Regions from separate parts of the Homo sapiens genome. Here region 1 is linked to region 2. The links are chromatin loops, found by intact Hi-C in ENCODE. Cell type or tissue: prostate gland. All regions are shown on one strand. Links, peaks and the distances in the headings refer to the core of each region. The heading gives the core; the rest is flanking DNA.

The links. A loop is a pair of places that touch in the nucleus more often than their neighbours do. Peaks named below come from ENCODE experiments on the same cell type or tissue, not always from the same donor. Only the 100,000 strongest peaks of a DNase experiment are listed, where the experiment ranks them.
Region 1: a loop joins it to region 2, with 2.2 times the contacts of the local background. A loop is called at or near these places in 1 of 110 quality-filtered maps.

What each region holds. Positions count from the first base shown.
Region 1 is chr10:12,790,706-12,805,854 of GRCh38, forward strand. It overlaps CAMK1D (calcium/calmodulin dependent protein kinase ID), which reads left to right. Exons shown (of 11, transcript NM_153498.4): 6 at 453-528. Among named protein-coding and RNA genes, the nearest start is that of MIR548Q, 73 kb to the left of the region's middle. RefSeq lists enhancers at 5,697-6,198, 12,772-13,272, 13,273-13,773. In prostate gland, for the core only: no CTCF peak of the experiment used is centred there; no DNase peak of the experiment used is centred there.
Region 2 is chr10:12,869,408-12,884,556 of GRCh38, forward strand. No RefSeq gene overlaps it. Among named protein-coding and RNA genes, the nearest start is that of CCDC3, 120 kb to the right of the region's middle. In prostate gland, for the core only: no CTCF peak of the experiment used is centred there; DNase peaks (open chromatin) are centred at 3,433, 3,974 and 5,914; H3K27ac peaks cover 2,168 bases.

The DNA.
Region 1 (15,149 bases), core at 3,725-8,724, 78 kb before region 2:
GCCTGTTGAGTGCAGTGACTCATACCTATAATCCCAGCATTTTGGGAGGCTGATGGGGGAGGATTGCTTGAGGCCAGAAGTTCAAGACCAGGCTGGGCAATATCACGAGACTTCATCTCTTAAAAAAAAAGAAAATAAAAATTAGCCAGGCATGGTGGCATGCACCTGTGGTCCCAATTACTTAGGAGGCTGAGGTGGGAGGTTTGCTTGAGCCCAGGAGGTCAAGACTGCAGTGAGCCATGATTGTGCCACTGTACCCCAGCCTGGGCAACAGAGCAAGACCCTATCTTCCTTCCTTTAAAAAAAAAAAGCCAACACATAAAATGGGTTATGTCTCTCTACTCAGTTTTTATACTCACTGAAAGTTCAGGCCAAATAGCAGACCCCAAAAACTGTCTTCAGTCCGAGGCATGTAAATTGTCAGGCTGTGTCTTTTCTTTGTCTTTCTGCAGCTCCTGAAGTCCTCGCCCAGAAACCTTACAGCAAAGCCGTTGACTGCTGGTCCATCGGAGTGATTGCCTACATCTTGTAAGTACTGCCTGCTGCCTTGGGTTCTTCCTCTACCGGCCTTTTTTTGTTTGGTGAAATATACATGAAACAAAATTTACCATTTTTAAGGGTACAGTTTAAGGGTGCAGTTCAGGGCCATGTTTAAGGGTACAGTTCAGTGGCATTAAGTCCATTCACAGTGTTGCACAACCACCATTACTATTCACTTCTAGAACTTTTCCATCACCCCAAACTGAAACTCTACCCCTTACATAAAAACTCCTTTTCCCTTCTCCCCTAGCCCCTGGAAACCTCTGTACTCTTTTCTGTCTCTATGAACTTGACTCTTCTGGGGACCTCATATAAGTGGAATCACACAGTATCCATCCTTTGATGTCAGGCATATTTTACTTAGCAAAACATCTTCAAGGCCCATCCATGGTGTAGCATGGGTCAGAATTTCCTTTCATTTTAAAAACTGAGTATATTCCGTTGTGTGGATAGACCATGTTTTGTTTATCCCCTTGGTCCGTCGATAGACATTTGGGTTGTTTCCACCTTTTGAGTAATGCTGCTGTGAACACAAGTGTAGAAATATCTGTTTAAATCCCTGCCTTCACTTCTTTGGGGTTTCTATCTAGAAGTGGAATTGCTGGGCCATGTGGTAGTTCTACCTTGAATTTCTGAGTAGCCACCATGCAGTTTTCTGTAGCAGCAGCACCACCAATTTACATTCCCAGCAGCAAACACAAGGGTTCCAGTTTCTCCACATCTAAACCAACAGTTGCCATTTTCCTTTTTTTCAATAATAGCCCTCTAATGGGTGTGAAGTGGTATCTCATTGGGGTTTTCAATTTGCATTTTTGTAATAGCTAATTAAGCCTCTTTTCATGTGCCACTTTGGCTTTTTGGTGGATACAAACCACTTGGAAATAGTACATCTCCCAAAGAAATCATAATGAGAAAAAAATGCAATGAAAATCTCAATTTCGCCTTTAGATTTCTCATTTCTTCTGAGACGTCTTATCTCCATAACCCAGGAAATGCAATTCTAGGCCATAGGCTTGTTGCAGTTATTTCAGGATCATCAGTTTTGTTTCTTATTTGTTTTGCTTAAGTCTACTGTAAAGTTATTTTTAAATTACAATTTCTTTTACAAGTTATACTTTCAAATGCTTATTATGGAACATACTTTTAGGGTAGGCTTAGGCCAACTTGTTTCTGCAATTGCTAGGAAATGAATTTCCCCATTTCATCACCCCCAAGGAGAAACATTTCCTTGCAGAAAGAGCCCCCTGCACACAATAAAAGACTGCAGGGGATGGTGATTGGAGAAAGTTCTGGCAGTGTGTGGCATCCTCTTCTCCTCCAGGAATGCTGGAAACATTCCCCCACTACACCACCACCACATTGGTTTTGGTGCAGTATCTGAGAAGCAGATGGCCTTTCTCCAGCGTTCAGCTGGGCTGCATTTGTAGTTTAGTGTGGATTTAGGTAACAGTGCCTGTAGATTCTTGTCGTTATCACAGGAGAATTTCATCCATTGCCATATACTTGGCCTAAAGGACTCTCGTTTATGGAAATTGGTAAAGGGCAGATTCACCTGAGCTTTAAAACTAACATATTGCACTTACAGAATGCTTTCCCTTTCAAAAGACATTGATCACCTTTTGCAGTTTTATCCTTTTGAGGTGTGTTTCACATCCTTTTGAGAATCTAATGAAGGTCATGGATCCTATCCCCTAATAAAATCACATGTGTGCGCGCACACACACACACACACACACACGCACGCACACAATTTTGCATACCATTTTCTCGGGGGGTGTGGTCATTGTCCTGGGTAAGCAGACACTGGACAGGAGCCCTGTGTTACTCACCCTGGCTCTCTAAGTCCTCAATTAGAAATCTTATCAGAGGTCCTGCCTCATCCAGCTTGACTATGGAAGGCTTAAGGAAATAAATGCTAGGCCAGGCCTCTTCCTGCAAAGAACTGAAGCTGGTATCAGTCATCTAGAGAAACCTTCCCTGGGGCTGGGGAAAGTAGCCCTTTTTCTGGCCTTCTGGTTATTTGTTCCTTTATGTCTATCTGGACCTTGAACCATGACTATGGTCTGCACGAATGTCTGTGGACTCCCTTTGGGTTTGTTTGTATAATTATTTCCCTGAAGTTACAGCCTTGGGGTGGGGCATTGGTACAGCTCTGGTTAGGTACTTGTTGACAGATGCTGCCAGATGTTTCTTAGAATGACTGGGATAAGCAGTTTAAAACTAAGCAATGATGTCTTAGTCAGATCAGGCTGCTACAACAAAATGCCATGTGGTTTAAACAACAGATATTTATTTCTTACGGTCTGGAGGCTGGAAGTCCAAGATCAAGGTATCAACCAATTCGTTTCCTGGTGAGGGCTCTTTTCCTGACTTGCAGACAGCCACCTTCTTGCTGTGTCCTCACATGCTGTAGAGAAAGTACAGAAGAGCAAGCTCTCTGGTATCTTTTCTAATCCAGTCACTGGCAAAGCAAACAGGATCATCATGGTTGGCCAAGTGGAGCAGTTGACAGTGGGGAGAAGCCTTGAGTGAAAGCACAGTTCTTCTAGTGAAGAAGGAGGCAGGAAACGTGTTGGCAGTAGGCAACTAACCACGTTTACCATGGACTGTAGGTAGGAAGATGTTGGAAAGAGGGCCAGCATGGCTAGATAGTATCAAGACAATACATCAGAAAGCGACATGCAAGAAGTAACCTAGTGCCAGAACAAAGAGAGACTGATTAGAAAGTTTGGATTTTAACCCAAGAGCAGTAGGGAGGGTTTTGAACAGTGTTGTGATCTGATCTGATTTACGTTCGAGTATTATCCCAGCCACTCTGAAGAAAGCGTTGGAAGGAAAATGTGGAAGGTGGAGAATGAGTGGGAAGCTCTGGGCAGAGGAACAGTGAGAGGCGCTTCTCCTGGGGAGGCAGTGATTATGGGCAGAGTGGTGAAGAGATCTCAGATATATTTTGGATGTGGAGGATGAAGGAGAGGTAGTCTTCAAGTCTCAATCCAAGGAGTTGGCTTAAATAACTGTGTCGATGGTTAAGAAAAAAGAGAGAGGAATGGTAGAGGAGCCAATTTAGAAGGGTGGGTGAGATCAATAATTTGGTGATTTAGGAAGGGGGGTGAGATCAATAATTTGGTTTTGGATACATTAAGCTTGAGACCCTTGGAAGATACCCACTGAGTAGTGTATGCACGTGTGGAATTCAGGAAAGGTCCAGGATAGAGATCCTGGCACGTACTTCTGAGTATGATTTGACAAGTGGTGCACCCAAACCCTTATGATTTCCGTATGCACTGCAACATTTGCCAGGGTTCAAATGTAGTATTAAGCAAAGACATGCCGTATTCCTTTGAGTATAAATTTGGTAAGTTTCTACTTGATGGTTTCCTGGTCACACTAGCTTTGCCCCAGAGACTAGTCCCACATCAATTTCATGACACTGTCAGACTTCAAGATGGCAGCCTGGGCTTCTGTTTTCCCTAGTGCCTTCCAGAACTCTGTGAGTCCCAAGCAGAAAATGAATGGACCCTTGGCATCTCAGTTGTATTCTGTAAGATGTTCAGACTCCTATGGGTGATAGGTCAAATCCTGGGTATGATTGACCATATAACACGACTGCACTTGGAGTACCACCAGCCTCAACTTTATTATCAGTAGATTAATCTCCTTATGAATTCATCTTTTCTCACCATACAGATGGTTGGTACTCTGTTGAGAGGCATCGAGTCTGTATCATCTTTCCATGTTTCACCCTTTGCACGGTGCCTGGAATAGAGAAGGTAATCAATAAATGCTGGTTGTTGACACTAAGAATGATAAGTTTGAGGCTGGGGGTCTGATGTACAGGGAGGCCCATGCACAGCTATAGTAGGTCACAGAATGCAGTGGTCATTGAGGACAGGGAAAAGCACCATCAAGGCGGGTCTAGAAGGTTGGATAAGCAGAGAGATAAGAGCATCAGACAGGACAGGGGAGGGAGGCAAGGACCAGAGCAGGGTGCCATGGCCTGTGTGAGGGCTCATGAAGCTATCCTCTGACTGTTCTGTAGCCTGGGTTTGTGTCGATGTCAGAGGTGGGCACTGGATTTAAGCAGCGTTAGACATCAGAACTCGTTTGTCTCATTCTCAGACTCTTTCTCCTTCCTGTGGGTCCACCGTGCCTGGTCTCCCATTCCCACCTAAAGACTTATGCACAAGGCCACTGAGCGGTCCATGAGCAACAGGCAGCATGCCAGGGAGGCCACCTCCCCACACGGAAGTCACGGAGCGCCTCATTCTTCCCAGCCACTGTAATGGAAAAGAGGTCAGCCCCTGCAGTGTTTTGGAGCATAGCACTCTTATTTTTTATTTTTGTTTGATAAACCTGTCACGCTGAGATATCAGACTGCAGCCAAAGTGGCCGTGACAAGCCGTGGCACCGAGTTTTCTCCTCTTGCACGCCATATAAACATTCCTCCTTTTGCTGGTGTGCGCCCTTGATAAATTGGCCCTCTTTTGGTCTCCATTTATCTACTATTCATCATTTGGAAGGAGAAGTATTTTTTCCTACCAAGGACACTCATTTTTAAAAACCCATGTGATGAGTTCTTATCCTGCCAGGAATCTTGCTTTGGGGATTAGGACTTGCAAAAAACATCTTTGCTCAAATAGCTTATGCTGCCAGGAAGGGCTGAGGACGGCGTGGGTTGCGCTTTGTGATAAGCGTGTTGGTGTCCAGTGTGACGGGCTTGGCTCAGCCAAGATAGCATAAGGTCCAAGGCACAAATTTTCTCAGTCAAGATGAACCTCAGCATCTCACAGATCAATCTTGATTCTGTGATAACATGCGGCCCGCCTTTCTTCTCAGAACTTGAAGGATACTCATTTTTTAAATGATTATTTAACGATCATTTGCCTAAATTATGCTCAAGTATGCTGCGTATTGTGAGGAGACACTGAATGTGGGCTAACAGCTGAGAAGGATCCTAAAGAGATTCCCACTCCCAAATTGGAACAGGCACGTCAGAGGCACAAGAGCAGGCTGGACGGGTGGGCTGAACTTGGCCATGGGTGGGGAGACCTCAGACCTCTCTGCCTAGAAGAAACTCTAGGCAAAACGCTGATGGTACTCCACTTTCTTTAGTGAGCCTCTACATTGCTCACTTTTTAAAATTTACTCACATAAATGTCGATTTGCCTGTGCATGCAGCTGAATTAGCTTTGGAAGAATGGAACAGGGAAGGCCTAATCTGCATGCTTATATCCATGTTCTGAAACAAGAGATGAGCCTCGCCAAGGCAGTTCCCATCCCTTTGAGCAATTGACAGCTGGCTCTTGATGGAATACATATGTTCTAAGGAGAATTTGAGCCCAGGCATCCCCCAGAGAGAATGCAGCGTGGTCACCGAGCCCCAAGCCCCGGGGGGTCGTGATGGCTGTTATTCCTATCAGCATGAGGAGTGCTGACTTTAATAGGGACTGTTCACTGATGTGGCCAGCGGGCAACAGTCGCCTGCTTATATTCATGAGCTTTGTGAGGTGGGGCACGGTGCCTCATTCAGGCCACTGTGGGCCCATGGTCTGGATTTTGGCTTTAGAAATTTGGAAACTTAGTTTGATCTGTTTATTCATCTTGTTCAGACATCTTTGTGAATTGATTCACAGTAACTAGACTCAGAGGAGAAAAAAAAAGACTGGACTGTCCACTTACTAAATCATAATGCAGTTTGTGCCTCACAAGGTAATTGGATATGCATGTCAGCAAACAAACATGTTCTCTCCCCTATAGGAAATGCTCCGTGAGAAACCAAATGAAAAGCAGAAGTTTTCTTTCTTTTGGAACAGGGTATCAGAGCAGTGGAGGCGGGTGGCCTTAGATATATTCACGAAGCCTGTGCTGGTCTCCAGGCCACCTTCTCCATAGAAGGATGATTCCGCTGAGCAGCTCTTTCTCTTGGCTGGGTAGCACAGCTGACCAGTTCCTTTTTTTTTTTTTTTGTTTAGAGACAGGGTCTTGCTTTGTCACCCAGGCTGGAGTGCAGTGGTGCAATCATAGTTCAATGCAGCCTTGACCTCCTGGGCTCAAGTCATCTTCCCACCTCAGCTTCCAAGTAGCTGGGACCATAGGAGTGTGCCACTATGCCCAGCTAATTAAAAACAAAACAAAACACAACAAACTTTTTTTTTTTAGAGACGGGGTCTCACTATGTTGCCCAGGCTAATCTTGAACTCCTGACCTCAAGTGATCCTCCCAAAGTGCTGGCATTACAGGTATGAGCCACAGTGCCCAGCCCCTACTGACCAGTTCTTATGAACCCTCCTTTCTTCTGCTTTAAAGACCAGCCACCAGCCACCCACCATTTCCCATTATCACTCCAGCATCGTAGTTTGATTACAGCAGGCATCGATTGTTTGTTATGATTTCCAGTTGACTCATTTTAGTTCATGGATTGCATTTCGGTTTGGCTGCTTTCCAAGGGTTTTCAGAAAGGACCTCGTCTCCCCATCACATTCTCTGCCGAGTCCATCCTGGGGATGCTAAATGCCACCTGTGGGTTGTGAGTCCCTGCAGCTTTAGTTGCAGGCAGAATTTGGGCCATATTTCAGCTTTGTTAAGCTGAGGCAAGGGACTTGAGGCATTGTCTGTGACAATTGGTTTACTACCTCTAACCCCTCAAAATACTCTGGTGTCAGAGAGCAGGTACAGGAGGTACACAACAGTGAGGGGGGAAACTTCACAAGCAGAGCAGTTGAGGGAAATCGGGCTTTTAGATGGTGAGGGGAGCAACTCCCTGCCGGTGACCTCAGGCCGTGTGGAATGCACCAACTTCTGTGGCTTTGCCTTCAAAGGCCATGAGGTAGAGAGGGCACCACAGAGCGAGAGGTCAGAAGGTAGTGGCTCACAGCCGTCACTTTTGTGCCCTGAATGGCGTGGCTTCAGGCCAGATGGAGAAACATTTTACTTCCTGTGCTCTTATTTTCATCTTAACCCCATCTCCTAGAAGCCATAGTTTATATAGCAGCTAAAGGCTTTGGGATATTTGGCCTGAAGAATGGAAGGCAGGGGACTGACATCCATTCACTTAACTCACTTTTATCGAGCCTAACATGTGTCAGGCAGTGTGATGGGGATGCAGAGATGGATGTATCACCGGCCTGGCCTAGGAGGCACTTACTGTCTGCTGGAGGTGACAGACATTAAACAGATAAATTACAATCTAGTCTTACCAGCTGCCTGAAATGGGAGGGAGGTGGTGGGGCAGCTCCTAGAACAGAGCTGGGACTCTGCCCTGGCCTGAGGAAGCCTTCCCAGGATAGGTTACAGCGATCTGGGTTTGGAAAGATGGGTGAGAATCTGCCAGGAGAGAGCTAGTCCAGGCTGCGGGAAGAGCTCTGTCTTCAATATCTGCCTAGAGAGACTGATGGTTTATCCTCTCAAGACTCAATTATCTAAAGATAAAATGTGCTGTTTGTGTATGAGAAAAGAGATGCCATTCAATTAGAAACATAGTGTTTAAAATAGAGTTTGAAGGAGTTGATCGAGCTTTGAACTTTTAATATCTCAAACTTGGGGATGGGGAAAATATAGTCTCTGAATTATCAGGATTTTTCATTCCCCTAGCAGGACACTGTGCACACAGAAGAATCAGGGGCTCTTTATTATGGTTTTATATATGTATTGGAGGTGCACAGCAGCAGCACTCAGCAGGACAGGAGCAGGGCATAGATGGTGAAAAGAACCAAGGAACATGCACAGGGGGAAAATGCCCAGCTCCACGGTGGGTGGCACAATAGCAAGCGGGTGGCTTCAGGCCCCATTTGTGACGAAGAGAGTAGAGATGGAGGCCAGGAGGGGAGGGATTCCATCGTACACCAGCAAGTCAGGGAAACCCTGGAGGACACGGGTGGGAGGATCCTTGGAAGAGTTGATCAGAAGCCCACGACTCGACGCAACACCATGTAATGTGGTGCACGGTGCCACCTTCCCGCTTTTGGTCTCCTTGCCGTCCACGTTCCAAGGGCTTGTTTTCTAGTCCATCTCAGAAGTGCATTGTTGGGAGTCAGCAAAGAGGACACGCCGAAAGTGCAGTGAAAGGCCTCAGCCAATGGGGTGGAGGGAGCACGACATTGCCCTGGGGCCATTGTCAGCCTATGCAGATGCGTAACTGCTTACCCATCCAAACTAGGAGGGAGGGAGGGAAAGAGGGAGAAAAAGAAGGAGAGAAGGAAGGAAGCTAGGGAGGGAAGGAGGGAGGAAGGAAGAACCTAACCACCAAGTAAGCAAAGTCAAGCTGCAGAAATCTAACTTGGAAATTCTCCATGGGTTCCGCATCATCGGTTAGCGCTTGGTGCTAATCGCCTCCAGGTTGGGTGTCTGCACCCCTCATGCTTTGGTGTAAAATCCACCCCTCGTGAGAACTAACTCCTCTGCTTTGTCCCAGGTGTGCGCTCAGTTTCACTGTTAGCCATGAGCTGCTCTGAAAGTGGTTTTTTCCCAACTTCCTGCAGATGTATTTGGCCCTTTAGGAGGAGGCTTGGTACTCTGCACACATGCTCCGGGCTTTCTCGAGGTGGTGTCCATCTGGCTAATGCAGGAATCAAAATGTGGATTTTGCTGCTCACTAGTCATGCTTGGGGATGTGTTTTGTTCTCCCTCCCCTCCTCCCCGCCAGTGTTCAATTTCAGTCGTGCATCAACTTTCTAAGGAGTGGGTTTCCCTTTTCCTCTCTGGTATTCCCTTTCCTTTTTCCCCTAAATCTTTTCCTAATCTGCTTACTCCTTCTCAGTTTTCAAGGCATTGTCTAAACCTCAGAGGGTGCAGCAGGCATTTATCCCCCTTGCATTTTCATCACCAGTACTTTGCCGGAGTCACCCTCTGCATGGTTTAATATGTGAACCATTCCTAGTTTCCCTGGCCTGCTCTCTTCTAAGTTTGCAAGGAGAAAGCTCTGGAAACGCACACAATCAAATATACGGTTACTGAAATCATTGGATTACGTTTTTATAACGATTCAGGTCTCATTGGCCATTAAATGCTATAAATCCAAATAATATGCTAAAACCTGTTTTGGTTACTAAGTTGGCCTTGCAAATAAGTACAAAAGATTTATCAGCTTTTAAAAGCTTTGCTTTATTTTATTATTTCTTAAAGTCTGTCATATTATACAGAGTAAGATGAATACAATTCAGATTTCTTCCTACAGGATGCAGACATTCATTCAATAAACATATGTTAAATACTGACCGAGTGCCAAGGCAGAGGACAAACAGTGGCCACCCAGTGGTCGCTACATGTGGGCACACTCTGACATCCTAAGGAGCAATGCCCAGAGTTGATTGATTTTGCTCGTGTTTTTCAGACCCCCATTGGGCCTGGGTTGGCCTTGAAGCTTGCCTAGTGTGTAATATACATGGAGATTTGTTGCTTCGGTCATTTTTATGGCACCTTGGCCTAACTGCATAAAAAATACTCCTTAACAAATATGCCTTTGAGCAGGCGTTCTCAGGAAAGCTTGAGCTGTTCTAGAATTGAGCCATCCATCCTTGGCTAAGTGTTCAGAAATACTGGCACACAAAGATCAAACTTCTAAAGCAGGTTGAGTGCATTCTGTCATCATGTTCATAATACAGCGCTCAGAATAATGACCAGAGGCAGCGTCTCCCTCTGTCCCTTCTGCAGCAGCTTAGAAGGTTATGTCAGGGTGTATGGTTGTTAGTGGGTGGTTCTGAGTTGTTGCCCAAAATTTTAAAGTATGTTGCATCATTTTCATGGGTAGAGTGTGGGACATTGGGGTGAGTCCTCAGGGCTCATCTGCTCCTCTCTCCACCTCAACATTGCTCTTCCTGATGCTGTGTGGCTGCCCTCTCACTTCAGCATCTTTCAGCTGGAGGAACCTGAGAAGGAGGAGATGGAGTTGGGATGAAAAGGAGAAGAGGGGGATAAGGGTGTGGGAAGCAGCATTTAATGATCACTATGTCACTGGAACTTTCAGATGTTACATCTCTAGTATCCATCCATCCATCCATCCATCCATCCATCCATCCATCTGTCCGTCCATCCATCCATATTTCTGTCTGTGTGTGTATCTATCTATCTATCTATCTATCTATCTATCTATCTATCTATCTATCTATCTATCTTATCTATCTATCTATCTATCTATCTATCTATCTATCTATCCATCCATCTGTCCATCTCATTCATCAACCCATCCTTCCATTCATCCATCCATCCATTCATCTATCTATCCGTCATCTATCTATCCATTCATCCATCCATCCATTCATCCATCTATCCATCTTCTATTTGTTTATCCATTCATCCTTCCATCCACCCATCCATCCATTCACCAATCCATTCATCTTTCTGTTATCTATCTGTCTATCCATTCATCCATCCTTCCATCCATCTATCTATCTACCTATTTATCCATCTCATCTGTCTATCTTCATATCTATATCTATCTTCATTATCATTATCTGTCATCTATCTCTATCAACCTATCATCTATCTATATCTATCCATCACCTGTCTGTATATCTATGTGTGTTTTATGTGTCATACATATTAGGACATGGAATACATGACATATGTTCCAATATTTATATAAAGTGGGTGTTGTTATCCCCATTCACTGAATAAACTGGACTCAGAGTGGGTGACTCATTTCCCCAGTGTCACTCACACAGTTCCTGATGGAGCTAGGCTCTGCACCTGTGTCTCCTTTCCTCTGACTTCCTGGCTGAGGAAGACTTGCCACACAAGGAAAAAGTCGCCCTTTTTCCTTGAAAAAATCACTTCTATTCTCCTTCATGGCCTTTTCTCCCAGTTGGATTAAAACAGAGAGTTCTGGGTTGCCATTAACTAATGATTATTCAGTTATCAGTGTGAACTGCTATGTTCAAATATTTTTTCATAAAATATTTTAAAATAAGTGTCAGCACTTTCACAGGTGTTTAGAAAATTCACTTATATCTATTAACTTTATTTTCCAATTTCTCCCCATCAGCGAGGCACTCCTGTCCCCTGGCCAGCCTCACAGAGCCCTGCAAGGTCTCGCCAGAGGGAACTCTTTTGCCTTTGTATCTTCTTGCAGCTTTGCATGGGAGCATAGCGCTGAAAAAGGCTTCTCCGTCCTGTTGGGATTTTCTCAGTATAAATGCAGTCTCAGTTTTCTCCAGGCCCTTTCTCCACAGACAGGGCCATCATTATCCTGGCCATTCTCCTCCCATCTGTCTTCAGAAATGCAGACTGGGTAGAACATTCCGCATTGATTTTGGAACTGCAAGACTTCTGGGCTGTTCTTCATTTCTTTCTTTTTTTTGAGACAGAGTCTTGCTCTGTCACCCAGGCTGGAGTGCAGTGGCACAATCTCAGCTCACTGTAACCTCCGCCTCCTGGGTTCAAGCAATTCTCCTGCCTCAGCCTCCCGAGTAGCTGAGATTACAGCTGTGTGCCACCACGCCTGGCCAATTTTTTGTATTTTTAGTAGAGATGGGGTTTCACCATGTTGGCCAGGCTGGTCTTGAACTACTGACCTCATGATCCGTCCACCGTGGCCTCCCAAAGTGCTGGGATTACAGGCGTGAGTCCCCGCCCCCGGCCTGCTCTTCATTTCTTTGGCAGGTCACGTGGCCTCGTCTCTGGCTCTGTTTCTAAAAGTATGATACAGAAAAATCATGACCGTCTGACTGCAGAGGCAGGTTCTGAAAGAGAACATGCAGGTGTGGTGTTTCCCCATCTTTGCAGTGGCACATCTGGATGGAGGTCCTAAAGGTTAATATGACCTGGCTCTGGAGTTGGACAAAGAGACTAAAATTCTGTGCTGTCCCTTAGATGTAAGCAAGTAGCCTAATCTTTCATGCATTTAATTCCTCATCTGGAAATTGAAGATTGAAAAACTTAGAACTATGCATTAAATAAGACAATAATATATGTAAATTACATAGCCCAGTGCCTGGCACGGTGACAGCTCCGTACATGGTAGATGTGGTTATTAACGTTTATAGGACACATTCACTAGAAGTGGTTTCTCTATTGTAGAAAAGTAAATGTTCCACTGTCCCATTTAAATAAGGCTGGACTATGGAACCCTGAGGGGCAAGACCTGGGTCTGTCTTACTCACTGCTCCATGATCAGCATTTCACACAACACCAGTGCCCTGTCAGTATCTGTAGAATTGGCCAAGGGTGGGTGTGGCTCACACCTGTAATCCCAGCACTTTGGGAGGCTGAGGCGGGCAGGTCACTTGAGGTCAGGAGTTCGAGACCAGCCTGGCCAACACGGTGAAACCCCATCTCTACTAAAAATACAAAAATTAGCCCAGCTACTCGGGAGGCTGAGGCAGGAAAATCACTTGAACCTAGGAGGCAGAGGTTGCAGTGAGCCGAGATCACGCCATTGCACTCCAGCCTGGGTAACAGAGGGAGACTCCATCTCAAAAATAATAATAATAATAATAACTATGTGTGTGTGTATAGAATTGGCTTGAAGTAGCCTTTGTTTTTTTCTAGACCAGAGCTCTGGACAGATGCCCAGGTCTCTTCTTCAGCTCCCTGGGACTCACTTTCCCTGTCTCTTAAACAAGGGGTTGGACCAGGTGATAGCTTCTGGACCCCAGAATAAAATCTTTGACTGTGTGAATCCCCCTACTTTGAAAAGCACTTCTTCAAACATACTTTTCAGCTTCTGATTTGAGGACTCAGGCTGGGAGCGGGAGGCGCCACCTGTCAACTGTGTCATCTGCTGGGCAGTTGCTGGTGGGAGGAGCTCCGCAGCAAGGAAGTCCCTGGAGGCCGTTGTTGGGGCCCTGGATGGGGTGGGCCCAGGGCATATTTGTTGAAGTTTCCTTGTGTTCATTCCAGTCTGCCTTGAGGGGTGTCATTTACAGTGGATGCCATTGGCCATCAGAAGGCTTTACTGCAAAAATAACTGAAAAAGTACTACACTTGGGAAAATTTGGTTCAATTTTCCTTTTTCAGGGTAAACACCTATTTTGGGATGTTCAGTACAACTTCTTAAGTCAGTACACACACACAAGCATAAATATTTCACACAAAGTATTTCTTGTTCATCAAAGAATAATCGATCGACAAATATTCATTAAATAGTATCGAGGCCAGGCGCAGTGGCTCACACATGTAATCCCAGCACTTTGGGAGGCAGAGGTGGGCGGATTACCTGAGGTCAGGAGTTCAAGACCAGCCTGGTCAATGTGGTGAAACCCCATCTCTACTAAACATACAAAAATTAGCCAGGCGTGGTGGTGGGTACCTGTAATCCCAGGTACTTGGGAAGATGGGTTGGGAGAATCGCTTGAACTCAGGAGGTGGAGATTGTACCATTGTACTCCAGCCTGGGCGACAGAGTGAGACTCCGTCTCAAATAAATAAATAAATAAATAAATAAATACTATTGAGTGCTAATGAAAGATACAGGCTGAGTATGATGGCTCATGCCTGCAATCCCAGGATTTGGGGAGGCCAAGGTGGGAGGATCTCTTGAGCCTAGGAGTTCGAGACCAGCCTGGGCAACACAGCAAGACCCTGTCTGTACCAAAAAAAAAAAAAAAAATTAGCCCAGTATGGTGGTGCACGCCTGTGGTTCCCACTACTCAGGAAGTTGAGGCAGGAGGATTGTATGAGCCTGGGAGTTCAAGGCTGCAGTGAGCTATGATCATGCCACTGCACTCCAACCTGGATGATAAAGCTAGACCCTGTCTCAAAAAAAAAAAAAAAAAAAAAAAGATACAAAAAAAATACTAGGCCGGGCGCGGTGGCTCACGCCTATAATCCCAGCACTTTGGGAGGCCGATGTAGGCGGATCACGAGGTCAGAAGATCGAGACCATCCTGGCCAACATGGTGAAACCCCGTCTCTACTAAAAATACAAAAATTAGCTTGGTGTGGTGGCGCACACCTGTAGTCCCAGCTACTCGGGAGGCTGAGGCAGGAGAATTGCTTGAACCCAGGAGGTAGAGGTTGCAGTGAGCCGAGATTGCGCCACTGCACACCAGCCTGGCAACAGAATGAGACTGTCTCAAAAAAAAGAAATACTAGATATAGCACAGTCTTTGTCCTTCAGGGACTTATTACCAAGGTGGGAAGGTAAACATTATAATCATGATAATAAGCCATAATATCTTTACATTTCTTTTTTTTTTTTTTTTTTTTAAACACAGAGTTTTGCTCTTGTTGCCCAGGCTAGAGTGCAGTGCGCGATCTCAGCTCACTGCAAACTCCACCTCCCGGGTTCAAGTGATTCTCCTTCCTCAGCCTCCCGAGTAGCTGGGATTACAGGCGTGCGCCACCATGCTCGGCTAATTTTATATTTTTAGTGGAGATGGGGTTTTACCATGTTGGTCAGGCCGGTCTCAAACTCCTGACCTCAAGCAATCCACCCACCTCGGCCTCCCAAAGTGCTAGGATTACAGGCATGAGCCACCGCGCCTGGCCAATAGGCCGATATCTTTACATTTCTTAAGAGAACCCAAGAGGGAGGTGGGCTGGACTGTGAAGAATGAGAACTGTTTGGAGAGGGACCGAGTCAGGTTGGGGTGGCAGTCCTTGAAACACAGGCATTTAATGACTCGGGCATCCAGCCACCTTTTGCTGAGCACATGCTGTGTACTGGTATAGGA
Region 2 (15,149 bases), core at 3,292-8,291:
ATCCCCAGCACTGGGGATTACAATTCGACATGAGATTTGGGTGCAGACACAGATCCAAACCATAGCAATTTATTTATTTGAGACAGGGTCTTGCTCTGTTGCCCAGGCTGGAGTGCAGTGGTGCGATCATAGCTCACCACAGCCTCCAACTCCTTAGCTCAAGCGATCCTCCCACCTTGGCTTCCCAAAGTGCTGGGATTATAAGTGTGAGTCACTGTACTCAGCCCACACAACTGTTTTCAGAGCTGGTGGATGTTAGGGCATTGACTTGGCTGCTTTTTTCTTCCTAGAAGTGAAAATAACAGTGTCTTGAATAAGGTAGAAGTTTATTCTTCTTTTATGTGAAAATCCAACTGCTAAGGAGTCCAGAAAGATAGGGCAGCTCCCTTTCAGGAAGTCTTTTGAGGACCTAGGTTTTTCCTATTGTGTTGTTCCGCCATCCCATTAATGATGCTCTGTCTACCTGCATGGTCAAGAAGAGCTCAACACCATCACCCCCAGCCAGTGAGAAGGGAAAATAAGTGATGGACAAACAGCTCCCATTTAAGCATCTAGCCAGAACCACAGGCATCACTTGCACTCATCCCATTGGACAGAACTTAGCATGTGGTCACAACTAGGTACAAGGAAGGCTGGCAATTGTAATCTACAGCTAGAGAGCTGAAACTTAAGGGGTTGTAAAAATACATGAAAGAAGGGGCTGGGTGTAGCGATTCACGCCTGTATTCTCAGCTCTTTTTGAGGCTGAAGTGGGCAGATCACTCGAGGTCAGAAGTTTGAGACCAGCCTGGCCAACACGGTGAAACTCCGTCTCTACTAAAAATACAAAAATTAGCCGGATGTGGTGGCATGCACCTGCAGTCCCAGCTATTCAGGAGGCTGAGGCAGGAGAATTGCTTGAATCCAGGAGGCTGAGGTTGCAGTGAGCTGAGATCGTGCCACAGCACTTCAGCCTGGGCCACAGAGTGAGACTTTGTCTCCAAAATAAATAAATAAATGAATAAATAGATACAATACATGGGAGAAGGGAAGGTCTGTTGGGTGCCAACTAACAGTCTTTTCCGCACCTCATCAGCCGAGTTGCCTGGTGACAACATTTGGAGATAATCAGGGAAGTGGACTGTGACTTCATCCTAACTCTCTCTCTTATCTCATTTTCTCCCCTAAGTTTTCTCTCCTTTTCCTGTATCTCTTCTTATCTCCCTCTCAGTTGCTGATGCTCCTTTGGGATAGCAGGTCTTTAGAAGTAGCTAGGGTCACTGTAAACGTATACAATTTTTTTTTTTTTTTTTTTGAGACAGAGTCTCACCCTGTTGCCAGGCTGGAGTGCAGTGGCGCAATCTCGGCTCACTGCAACCTCCACCTCCCGGGTTCATGCAATTTTTCTGCCTCAGCCTCCCAAGTAGCTGGGACTACGGGCACGTGCCACCACACCCAGCTAATTTTTAATATATACAATTTTTATTTGTCAACTCTACCTTAATTTTAAAAAGAAAGAAGGGAGAGAAGGGAAGGAAGAGAGGAACATATAGCCAAGGTACATTTTATCAGAGCCCCCAGGTGTAGCATTCACCTTACAAAGTAGGAACCACGGAGAATCCAAGGATGTTCTTGAGGCAAATTCTAGCCCACCGTGTTTTGTGACCTTAGCCCTTTGGTTGCATGGTGAGCATGGAGGACTCTTGTTTTTATTTGCCTGATATTTGGGTTTTGAACTTGGAAAATGAGGAAGGAAGAAGGAAGAGAGATTAGTGAATGAGACTGGCCCATCTTCTCTTAGAATCACCCAGGGAGCTTCAAGGCACTGCCATGGTTGAGAACCACTAGCGGAGCTTGCCAAGGAGACACCGCACATTTTGCAAACCCAGTTGCACGTGGTAGTAGACAAGAAAGGCAAGGGCCACCACAACCCATCAGTGATGGTGTCTCAGCTCAGGCAGCTCAGGTGTACCTCACCCAGGCCCAGGAGCCATCTATAAATGCTTACACATGCTAAAGACCATTGAGGATACAAGACAGAAACCAGAATCCGGAGAGATAATTCAGCCACCTGGGAAGAAAATGAGTGCAGCGAATGGGATTCCTATTTCAGTTGCTACGTCTGGCCAGGATGTCTTTGTTCTCTCTTTTGAGCAGTTCTCATGTCCCTAGGGCAATCTCTCATGCCCAGGTATCGTCATCAATGGAAAGAAAAGAGATGCAGAGAGTTGGGGCTGGGTTACTGAGAGACCTGGGACCATCCTGGAGCAGCGCCCATGTCTGCGTCATCTGTCACCTCTCTCGGGTGCCTGGCTCATTGCTAGCAGTGTCTCTCCTCTTACAAAATGAATGGGGGAAGGGCAGAACGTTGCTGTTTTAGGGTTCACTACAGTTTGGGCTGGTTGCTGTGACTGAGCAGCTGAGCTCCTGTGAGGAAGAGGAAGGACTGGTCAGGGGCCCTTAGAGCTCAGAGGACAGTGCAAGGCACTTCATTACGTCCCCACCATAGAGCCTTCCAGAATGTGCAGTGTCCACTTAGATGGGCTCCAGGGAACAATTGCTTCCTTATTTTCTCTCTCCTTCCTTCCTTTACACCCTTACATCCTGGCTGATCCCAGGTCTAGTCTGCCTTCATTCTTATGTCTGAGTCTGGGCCACCCATGCCTGGCTGTACCCTGGAAGGCCCATGGCTGGACCTCAGGCAGGAGCCCCCTCAGGACCCAGCCCCTCAGTTTCCAAGGCTTCCTTCATGTTGCATGATGTCAGGGATCACTGTGCCCATGCGATGGACGGGGTAGGACGGAGCAAGGAAGGGACATGGAGGAGACAGAAAGTAAAGAAGTAGAGCATCATTCCACCTCACACCCTCCCTGTGTGAAAAAGGAGAGGGCCTGGTGACAGCAGGGGGTGACATGCACCAGAGAGCCAGAGCCACCTGCGAGAGTGTCACTGAGCTCCCCGGGTGGAGCCGCAGGGGAGGGCTGAAGGCAGACCAAAATCCTCTTCTGGGAATTATTAGGAAAGTGGGTGCAATTCATGGACTTCCACAGAATTTTCCATTCTGGGAGATTCGTGGAAGAGAAGCATATGTTATTTCCATTAAAGAACATCTCCAGGGGACTTCGAGGTATTCACATTATAGATCCTTTCTTACATAGAATAAAGCCACATTAAAAAAAAATGTGCAGCAGGAGACAAACATCTTTAAAGGAACCATTTTATAGAGTGAGCCACCCCATGTGAAGGCAGTCCCCTTTTGGGCAGTGATGGGGGTGTTGAGAAGTACAAACCTCTACAGATCTTACATCCGCCAAACAGCACGCTCCCAGTACAGAGCTTTCTCCCTTTGACATCTGAGCAGTTTACGTTTGTTTGTTTTGAGACGAAGTCTTGCTCTGTTGCCCAGGCTGGAATGCAGTGGCGCGATCTCAGGTCACTGCAACCTCTGCCTCCCAGGTTCAAGCGACTCTCATGCCTCAGCCTCTCCAGTAACTGGGATTATAGGTGCCCAACACCGCATCCAACTGATTTTTGTATTTTTAGCAGAGACGGGGGTTTCACCATGTTGACCAGGCTGGTCTCAAACTCCTGACCTCAAGTGATCCACCTACCTCAGCCTCCCAAAGTGCTGGGATTACAGGCATGAGCCACCACACCTGGCTGGTTTCCATTTGTTACATCCATGCCCCCTGCATATCTCATTTCACTAAACATTGGCTCTGTTTTTGTGTCTGTGACCATTCGTTCTTCTCTTATGATTCTGAAAGTGACCTTCTGTCTCCTTCCAGTTGCTTCCCTCCCAGGAGCCCAGGGCAGATCTCTGCTCGTGTGGCTCTTCTCCCAGTTACAATCTCAGCTAAGGGGAGATTTTGTCTCTCTTTTACATAAAAATCTCCTCAAATCTACGACATGGGCAGCCTTCCACACTGCTCAAAGTGTTGTCTCTGCCAAGAGACAAACACGGAAATCGAAGGTAAACATCTAGAAAGTTTTTGGCAAATTGACACTGCTGTAACGCCCACGGAGGTGATTCTGAACATGACATGATATTGCCAGACACCAGCCCTGCTTCTGTAGTAGGGGGCCTTGGAGCTGCTAAGGCAGCATGGTGGTGACAATGACCCCCGTGACATGCAGGTGACCGCACCATAGCTCAAGATGTAGGAGACAGAATGGCCTTATGTCTTGGTTTGCCTGAGACAGTCCTCTTCATCACTATGGTCTCAGCATAATTTGATGATGATGCCCCTTTTCCACTCTTAGAAGTATCCCAGCTTGGCCGGGTGTGGTGGCTCCCAGTACTTTGGGAGGCGGAGGCAGGCAGATCACCTGAGGTCAGGAGTTCAAGACCAGCCTGGCCAACATGGTAAAACCCTGTCTCTGCTGAAAATACAAAAATTAACTGGACTTCGTGGTGCATGCCTGTAATCCCGGCTACTCGGGAGGCTGAGGCAGGAGAATCACTTGAACCCAGGAGGCGGAGGTTGCAGTGAGGTGAGATTGCACCCTTGCACTCCAGTCTGGACAACAAGAATCAAACTCCGTCTCAAAAAACAAACAAACAAACAAACAAAAAAACCCATAATTCAGCCCACCAGTGGCCTCAGGTTACTGTGTGTACAAGGTGTTTGTGGGATATTTCTGGTCTCCCACAATTTCAGCTGATGTCCAGAGTTAAAGGGCTCTAAGTAAGTACCCCACCTTCTATAAAGTGTTGCTAAGGAAAGCCCTCAATGCTAAGGCTTTGATACAAAATACCATTGATCCACCTTCCCCTCAATCTTTTTGTTTTGTTTTGTTTTGTTTTTGAGATGGAGTCTCACTCTGTCGCCAGGCTGGAATGCAGTGGCGCGATCTTTGCTCACTGCAACCTCCGCCTCCTGGATTCAAGTGATTCTCCTGCCTCAGTCTCCTGAGTAGCTGGGATTACAGGCATGCCCCACCAAGCCCAGCTAATTTCTGTATATTTAGTGGAGATGGGGTTTCACCATGTTGGCCAGGCTGGTCTCAATCTCCTGACCTCATGATCCGCCCACCTCGGTCTCCCAAAGTACTGGGATTGCAGGTGTGAGCCACCGTGCCTGGCCCCCCTCCATCTTTTTGCATCAGAAGAGACATGAAAAGGGAGAAAATGGTAGTTGTGGTCAACTGTGTGGTCAGCAGTGTTTACAGTGGCAGACTGTCTACAGAGGTGAAGAGGGGTGCCTTCTCTTCTCCCTTTGCAGAGGCCAAGTGGGGAAGGTTGAGGAGCAAGAAAGGGAGACCAGCATTTCCATTTCCCAGTTGGGTTCCCATTTGGGCACCTGCCTGTCGGGCCATCTGCCCGGTAGGAAGCACTTCCTCGATAACCGTGCAGCAGTGCCTGACCCCAATTCATGCGGCTCAACTGTGGATTTCTCTCTTTAGTATGAGGGGTACTTAGCAGAGTTGGTTTTTTTTTTTTTTTTTTTTTTTTTTTTTTTTCAGATTTGGCCTTTAACTGGCAAATTCTGGGTCAGGAAGAGCGCCCCTCAACATTTTTTGATGCTAATCCTTCCCCCCCAAATCTGCCACTGGTTACAGTAACTCAGCTTTCCCACTTGAGCAGTTTGAGGGATGCAGGGTCTGACAGGAGCCCAGAGGCCGTTCAGAGGATGGGCACCAACAGTACCCTGGCTCCAAACAGGGCAGCCAGGTGCAAGGTGGGCACAGGGCTTAGCAGGGAAGGTGGGCCGGCAAGGCCAGGTGCATGGCAGGAGTGGCGGGGAGCCTGGTGGGCTGTGGGGAGTAGAGGTAGTTCATGGCCAGCCTGGAGCTGAGAACATGGAGAAAGAACCCCAAACTCTTAATTTTTCTGTAGAACTTGGCTGGTGCTCAGGGCTGCTGGCAGCCTCAGCTGGAAATCTGTTTACCCAGAGAACGAAGCATCAGATAAGCTTTGTGGTGGAAGAGAGCCATGATTCTCAGTCTAAATGTTGAAATTAGAGGGAGAGGCAAAGAGAATCCAATGGAACTTGTGGCCGGTGAAGCTCTAGTGAGCCTGAGGCAGTGACTTGGGTCTAAGGTGAAGCCTTATTTATGGAGAAGCGATCCCAGGCGAAAACAGCTGTTGGCCAGAGTTTTGGAGAAACATGAGTTGACTCAGAATTAGGCCATGAACTTAGGTTATTATTTGCCTTTTTTCCCCTTGATTTTTTGTTTTGGGATTTATTTAAATTATGTTTGGTAGAAGGAGACTTACAAATAGGCAGATTGTTATTTTTCTTAACTTTATAGTATGAGTTCCATTAGGAGATATATATGACAAAGTGGTATTTATGAACATATTAGGGTTCTCCAGAGAAACAGAACCAATAGTATCTATTTTATATATACACACACACATATGTGTGCATATATACACATACATTTATATTGATTTTTTATTTTTTTGAGAGAGGGTCTCACTCTGTTGCCCAGGCTGGAGGGCAGTGGTACCACCACAGCTCACTGCAGCCTCGACCTCCCAGGCTCAAGTGATCCTTCCACTTCAGCCTCCCAAGTAGCTGGGACCACAGGCACGTGCCATCATGCCCAGCTAATTTTTTTATTTTTTTGTAGAGACGGAGGTCTCCCTGTGTTGTCCAGGCTGGTCTCAAACTCCTGAGCTCAAGCCATCCTCCTGCCTTGCCCTCCCAACAATTGAGATTACAGGCATGAGCCACCATGCCTGGCCTATTTCTATGTATTTATATGTGTATGTAGTATGTAGAGCTTTACTGTGAAGTATTGACCCATGCAATTATGAAGGCTAAGAGGTCCCACAATCTGCCTTCTGCAAGTAGAGACCCAGGAAAGTCAGTGGCATAGCTCAAAGGCCTGAGAGCTAGAGACCTAGTGGTGTAGATTCAAGTCCAGGTCTGAAGGTCTGAGAACCAGGAGCACTGAGGGAAGGAGGTGACCCACCCGCCAGCTTCAGCAGCCAGGTAGAGAGCAGATTCCTTCTTCCTCTGCCTTTTTGTTCTATTCAGGCCCTCTGTGGATTGGACGACGCCCAGCCATGCTGGGGAGTGCCATCTGCTTTATGAGTCCACCAAGCCAAAGGCAAGTCTCTTCCAGGAACATCCTCCCAGACACAACTAGAAGTAATGTCTAACCAGCTCTCTGGGTGCCCCGTGGTCAGCTTGACACATACAATTCCCCATCACAGTGAATCATGGATTGGGAGCTGTGCTTTGCTGGTGAAGCAGCTCTCCATGGGGAACAATAAGCCCCGATTTGTAACACTTGCTGGCCTTAGTGGTATAAAAGCTCCCACTTCCACTCATTTCAAGCTCTCCCGTGAAGTCACTGAGCAGGGAGTGGGAGGAGATAACACACGATCACCTCTCACAAGCCAGTCCAAGCTGGCTCCAACACCCCACAGTGGGGACCAGACATCTGAGAACAAACAAAATGTTTAGGCTCACAGTTTTCACTACTCCCTTAGAGTCGGGTGGGAGGACAAATTCTGGGATTCTATATTTTCGTGGTAGGTGTTTTATTTTATTTTTATTTATTTTATTTTTTGCTTTTTGGGTTTTTTGTTTTTTGTTTTGTTTTTTGAGATGTAGTCTCACTCTGTTGCCCAGGCTGGAGGGCAGTGATGCAATCTCTGCTCACTGCAACCTCCACCTCCCGAGTTCAAGCAATTCTCCTGCCTCAGCCTCCCAAGCAGCTGGGATTACAAGCGTATGCCACCACGTTCAGCTGATTTTTGTAATTTTTTTAGTAGAGACGGGGTTTCGCCATGTTGGCCAGACTGGTCTCAAAATCCTGACCTCAGGTGATCCACCCACCTCGGCCTCCCAAACTGCTGGGATGACAGGTGTGTGCCACCGTGCCTGGCCATATTTATTTATTTTTTGAGACAAGGTTTTCCTGGTTCACCCAGGCTGGAGTGCAGTGCCCTGATTGTGGCTCATTGTGAGGCAGGAGAAAAAGGCCTGGAGGCAGGGAACTTAAGGCCAGCCAACCCGTGGTGACTTTCTGAACTAAATCAAACTGAAAGCACTTCAGCAATGACAGGAATATGAATGGCTTTGTAACTTCACTTCATCCTCTCCATTTACATAGACCACACACACCAAGTAATATCCTCTCCATTTACAATAGGGTGCCTTCTGAATAAATGACTCTGTAACTTTACTTCATTCTTGGTTACAGCCAAGTAACCAATGGGAAGCCTCTAAAGTGTTGAAACTCCAACAAGTTCTGTAACCGGGGGTCTTGAGCCCCTATACTTGGGCCACTCCCACTCAGTGGAATGTACTTTCGTTCTCAATAAATCCTTGTGCATTTTGTCCAATTCTTTGTTAGAGATGCCGAGTACCTGGACACCTTCTGCCGGTTACAACTTCAACCTCCGCCTCCTGGGTTCAAGCGATTCTTCTGCCTCCGCCTTTTGAGTAGCTGGGATTACAGGTGCGCGCTACCACATCCAGCTAATTTTTGTAATTTTAGTAGAGCCAGGGTTTCACCATGTTGCCCAGGCTGGTCTCGAACTCCTGGCCTCAAGAGATCTACCTGCCTTGGCCTCCCAAAGTGCTGGAATGACAGGTGTGAGTCACTGTGCCCAGCCAGTGTTTTAGAATTTTTTTTTAACATCTACCTACTATCTCTCTCTGGTTCTAATAGTAATTTCTTTCCCAACCGTCTAGGGCGTTGGAGAATTCAATCCCATCTGTCATGTGGAAATTTACATCAATCTAACATTACTCAAGCTGGAAAGGATCTTATCGAGTCTTCTACTTCAACCCATTCATTTCAAGATGTGGAAACTAAGGCTCAAAGAGATAAAGTGACTTGTCCAAGATCCCAGGTAAAGTTTCCAAAGAAATCAGAACTAACATCTAGTTCTTCTGATATGTATGTGTGTGTGTGTGTGTGTGTGTGTGTGTGTGTGTGTGTTTCTACTGCAATTTGCTGTTCCTCAAAGATGTAGCTGTCAAAGATAGAAACAGGGGCCCTGCCTCTGAACAATACATAAGAGGGAGCCCATGTATTGTTCTGGATGGGTTAGAAGTGGACATCAGCCACCAATGTACAGTACATTATTACCCCTCTTTACTTTGCTACGGTACAAGGAGTAGCAGCCTGGGAGGAAGACCATAAACCTATAGCATTTGCCTCGAAATCAGATTGAAGAAACCCTGACAGAACTCAACTCTGGAGCCCCAGGTATGCGTTCCTTGGATCCAAGGAATATCATGCCTTCCACCAAGCTCTGTAAGAGGCAGAATTGCATGGCACTTTGTAAATTGATTGGGGATTTTTGTTTGTTTGTTTTTTGGGAGCTAGAGGTGGTAGCAGAGTCAGCTGCAACAAGATGGTGGTGAAAAATAGCAAGTATGTGGGGAAAAAAGGAAGCTGCACATTTCCTTCCAAAATGCAGAGGGTGCCTTGGCCCTAAAGTCACCAGGGGGAGAGAGAACACCTCTCCCTGGCAATTGATTTTGAGTCAAAGTACAAAACAATTGAAAGACAAGAGGCAACAACTGGTCATTGTTTGAATCTACAATCATTCAAGTGAAGTTTTGTCTCCACTGCATTTTTACATAATGCTAAGAAAGGCTAGGATCATCAAAGATGGAAACTAAATGATCTCACTCAGGATAGCCTCCTCACTGTTCTTTACAACACCAGCAGCATTCTTGCCCCTCACTAGTGCTTACCCTGAGAAGCAACCATTTTCCATCCTTGATATTCAGCTCAGTGCAGCCCTGACAACCTCTGAGGGCTGGAGTCGATTTTGTTGGACCTTCTTGAGAACTATTGACTGAGGAGTATGGGAGCCTCTGTGGACTGTGTGCGGTTCATGTTAACTTCTACAGTTGGTTATAATGGAGTCAGTCTAGTTTTTTCATATCTAAATTGATTTCATTATTTTATATTCTCAAGTGAAGAATGAAGTTTAGGTAAAAGCAAGTTCTGGCTACATGTCAAACTCAATCATCAGCCTTTCTTCTCCTCAAGGCTCCTTTCTTTCCCATGCATATGGTGAAGATGCATATATTAGTTTCAGTCTTTCCCGAGTGGCCTGTCAGCTGTGCTCCTGGAGTCTGTGGGCTCTCTCATCCCTCTGGGATCCCACTTTACTGCCAGCTGGGTGCTAACACACCCTTTGATAGGATGGCATTCCCTGTCCCTGGTTCCAGTGGGGAGATGTGACTGCATTAGTAATTAAAAACTTAACTTGAATTAAAGTTTCCTTTTTAGTTTAATGTAGTTTGAATTAGGTTTTCTAACATCTGGAACCAAAGAATCCTGACTGAGTTCACGTCACTGCTATATATATTTAGCTTGTTTCTATCAACCTGGCAGGTATCTATTTCTCACATGTGACACACTCAATGTAATTTTTTTCTTTTCATGCCCTAAGTGAGCTCTATGTGGATTTTTCCATGTTTCCACCTGTTCCCTAGTGCCTGCTACTAAAGGGTATGGATAATTAAATGAAATTTCATTGTAGGGGGTGAGATGCATTTTATAGTAATGTGCTATGACTTTCCCCAGTATCCAAGAGAAAATCATTTAAGAAGTGAAGCCTTCCCAGTAGATCCACTCAATGGCATATTCCAGTTCCTACCCATTTTCCAAAGTGCTTCATCCCTACAATCTTCCAACACCATGTGGACTCTCTACCCACCTAAAGTGTATCCTGAAGTGCCTCAGCCCCTAGAGAGAGCTCCCCAAATAGTTGCTCTTATTAATGTGATACTCTGCAATTAGCTCGATGGCTTTGGAAGCAGACAGCTCAAGGTTCACAAACCTAGCTCCATCACTTACTAGTTATATGAATGAGGAGGAAGTTAGGCTTTCTGACCTTTATTTTCCTCATCTGTAAAATGGGGCTCCATTTTTTATTGTAAAATACTTGCTCCAGGCCAGTTGTGAAGATTCAATAAGACAATAAAGGAAAAAATAAAACAACAAAAAAAACCCCCAGAACCTGGTGCAGACTAAATTATAGCCCAGGGCCTCACACTGGTGGGGACCCCTCCACATGGGTCAAAGCCATTAGGTATAGTTCTGTATTCATTTGAATGGTGTCAGCCAGTCAGAGTGCACCTTGTCATGGTGCTGAACATCTTTTTAATAGCATGGGATTTAAACCATGCTGACCTTATTCTAGCCTTCAGTTTCTTCCCTCACAGCACCCTTTTAAGGAAAGAACAACTTGGCAGTATCAAATAAGACCAGCTGCCCTAAATTAAGATTTTAAACATTTAGTTTAGTTCTAGTTTGAAAAGAACCAAATGTCTCCCAAAAGCTCTCTGATGTCTGGAGAAGTATTTTTATTTAGAAAGGGCACCATTTTGTTCTTTAAATGCCTTGAGGTTGGCTATTCATAAGACATTGCATTTTTAAATTAAATAATTAAAATCTAAGCTCTATTCCAATTGCTCCTGATATGGTTTGGCTCTGTGTCCCCACCCTAATCTTATCTTGAATTGTACTCCCATAATTCCCACATGTTGTGGTAGTGACCTGGTGGGAGATAATTTGAATCATGGGGGCGGTTTCCCCTATACTGTTTTCGTGGTAGTGAATAAGTCTCATGAGATTTGATGATTTTATCAGGGGTTTTTCTTTTGCATCTTCCTCATTTTTCTCTTGCCACTGCCATGTAAGAAGTGCTTTTCACCTCCCACTATGATTCCGAGGCCTCCCCAGCCATGTGGAACTGTAAGTCCAATTAAACCTCTCTTTCTTCCCAGTCTCGGGTATATCTTTATCAGCAGCAAGAAAAGAGACTAATACAGCTCCCTACAATTCCTCTTTAAGATGTGGTTTTCCCTGGGATGTCAAGCTCAGTTCTACTGAGGAAAACACATCTCCTGGGAGAAGAAATGGGATTTTAGGGATGTGCTCTTTCCACTTCTGCTATATTGTCTGTGCTTTTAGGGATAATTAGATCAATAAAAGACATAGCTAGCTGGGTGTGATGGCTCATGCCTATAACCCCAGCACTTTAGAAGGCCAAGATGGGAGGACTGCTTTGAGCCCAGGAGTTCTGGACCAGTCTGGGCACTATAGTGAGACCCTGTCTCTACCCAAAAAAAAAAAGAAAAAAAAATAGCCAGGTGTGATGTTGCATGCCCATGGTCCCAGCTACTTGGGAGGCTGAGGCAGGAGGATCACTTGAGCCTGGGAGGTCCAGGTTGCAGTGAACTATGATTGTACCACAGCACTCCAGCCTGAACAAAAGAGACCCTGTCTCAAAACAAAACAAACAAAAGAAAAACATATTGTTTTTTGACTCTTGGGTGAAGGCCTATAAGTTAGAAACTTCTGTCCATCTAGGTTCATTGGAATTGTCTTGCAGAAATGATAGCTTGTAGAGAGCATGAAGAGGGGTGAAGGAGATTGATGAGTTTGGAGTCAGCAAATGAGGCTCAAGTGACCTGAAGACCCTTACTGGGAGGGTCCCCATATGAAATCAATGCTAGTCACCATGGGCCAATCTCCCACTAATGGTCAAGCATGTGGGAAGTTCTTACCATTCATGACCTCATGGACCCTGATGCTTTTAGTTCCATTTCACAGATCCATTCCAGGGCTGTCTGACCTGAAAGCCTTGCCCTTGCGATTGCTCTAGCCAACCTTTCTAGGACTGAGATGAGACAACTACAGTGCAGGTCTACTCGGAAAGTCGCCACTTCTGCAAAGAAAGATCTCACATCTTCCCATATCACTCTGTACATCATCTGATGGCTTCGGTAAACAGGGAGGAAGCTTTGGGTAATGGAATGAGCAAACCCTCAAGGCCCTGGGGGCAAGTCTCAGCTCTGCAATTTACTAGTTGCATGACCTTGTGATGATAATAGCTGAATGAACTGAACTGCGTACTCCCAGAATTTTTATTTTGAAGCCCTACCCCCAATGTGATGATACGAGATGGAGACTTTGGCAGGTAATTAGAGTCAAATGAGATATAAAGGTAGGTGCTAATATAATGGCATTGGTGTCATTGTAAGAGGAGGAGAAGATACCAGAGAGTTTGCTCTCTCTGCCCAGGCAGAGGGAAATGCCATGTGGGTGCATAAGGAGAAGATTGCTGTCTACAAGCCAGAAAGGGAGCCCTCACCAGATCGAATCTTCCAGCATGTTGATCTGGACTTCCAGCCTCCAGGACTGTGAGAAAATGAATTTCTGTTGTTGAAGCCACTCGGTCTGTGGTATTTTGTAATAGCAGCCCAAGTAGACTCATACAATGGTGAATACCATTCTAAGCACTTTAGAGACATCAACTATTCTAATGTATAACTACGACGAAGATATTATCACCTGTATATTACAAACGAGAAGCCAAAAGCTTAGAGAGGCCATATGCCTTAGGGGTGAAAAGTTGTTCAAGTAATACACAAAAAATATGAGCACCAGCAGAAGGAGATCAGGAGTTGCCCAGTGCCAAGGATGACAGAGATTGAATGCAAAGGGGAACAAGGAAAGTTTTGGGGTGGTGGAAATATTCTGTATCTCATTTTATATCTTGGTGGTGTCACATGGGTGTATATATTTGTCAAAACTTACTGAGCTAGGCAGTTAAAATGGTTATATTTTATTGTATGTAATTTATGACCCAAAGATGATTGAAAATTAAAAAAAAGTGGTCGCAGCCAAAAAGAAAGATAGGAACTAGAGTTAGAACATTTGTGTCTGAACTGAATTCCAGCTCCACCACGTATTATTTATGTGCTTTTGATCAAGTTACTTAATCTCTCTGGGTCTCTCAGCCTTCAGTTCTTCATCTCTTAAATGGTAGTAATGTTTTCTCAATATATATTTTAAGACTGTTATGAAAGTATTTCATACTGTCTTTTATTCATGTATGCATTCATCCAACAAGCATATAATGAGCACATTCTGTGAGTCAGGCACTGTTGTTGGTAGGCAGGGCAGATGCACCATTCTGGGAAGTAGAGCAGGAAACCAAACAGAAGGGGGACAGGAGGCCAAGGTGGAGGAATTGCTTGAGGCTAGGAGTTCGAGACCAGCCTGGGCAACAAAGTGAGACCCTGTCTCTATTAACACACACACACACACACACACACACACACACACACACACGTTTGTATGTATATACATAAAACAGACAGGGACTCTGTGCCCATGGAACTAATTTTCTTTTTTCTAAAGAAGGGATTTATTAGCTTTTTTTTTTCTTTTAAAAAAAACAACTTTTATTTTAGGTTCAGGGGTACATGTGTAGGTTTGTTATATTGGTAAACTCTTGCCACAAGGGTTTGTTGAACATATTATTTCATCCCCCAGGTACTAAGCCTTGTACCCAATAGTTATTTTTTCTATTTCTCTCCCTCCTCCTACTTCCACCCTTTGGTAGGCCCCTGTCCCTATTGTTCCCCTCTGTGTATCCATGTGTTTTCATTATTTAGCTTCTACTTATAAGTGAGAATATGCAGTATTGGGTTTTCTGTTTCTGTGTTAGTTTGCTAAAGATAATGGCCTCCAGCTGCACCCATGTTCCTGCAAAGGACATGATATAGTTCTTTTTATGGCTGCATAGTATTCCATGGAACTAATTTTCTAAAAAAGGAGAGGAAAGGCCATAGACAAGTAAAACAACAAGTGCAGGTAGAAATACATGCTATGAATGAAATTAAACAAAGTAATGTCATTACCTAGGGAATATATTGGAGAGAATGCACAGGGAAAGGCTTCCTGAACCTTCAGGGGTGTCTGAACCAAGTTTTAAAGAAGGAAGAGGAGATCGTGCAACGATCTGAAGGAATGGGTCTCCAGGCAGAAGGAATAAGAAGTGCAAAGGCTGGAATGAGCTTGGGCAGTCAAGGAATAGAAAGTCCGGTATGACTGGAGAGGAGTGAGCCAGGCTGAGGGTTAAGGAACAGGAAGAATAGCTCAAAGTGGGTTTGTGGCGAGCCTGGATCAAAGGCTATGTTGTGGAAAATTATTCATGGTGGGGACAACGGTGGAAGCCAGCAAATTTGTAGGATGTCATGACACTAGCACAGGCACCGGGGGCTTGGACCAGGCTGGTGGTCTTAGAGAAGGAGCAAAGCGCGTGGACTCTGGATACACGCTGGCGATTGGGTCAACAGGGCAGGCTGCTGTATTGAGGGAGGGGAATGAGAAAGTAAAGACTCAAGAATGGCTCTGAGTGATTTTAACTTCTGCAGCTGGGTAGATGT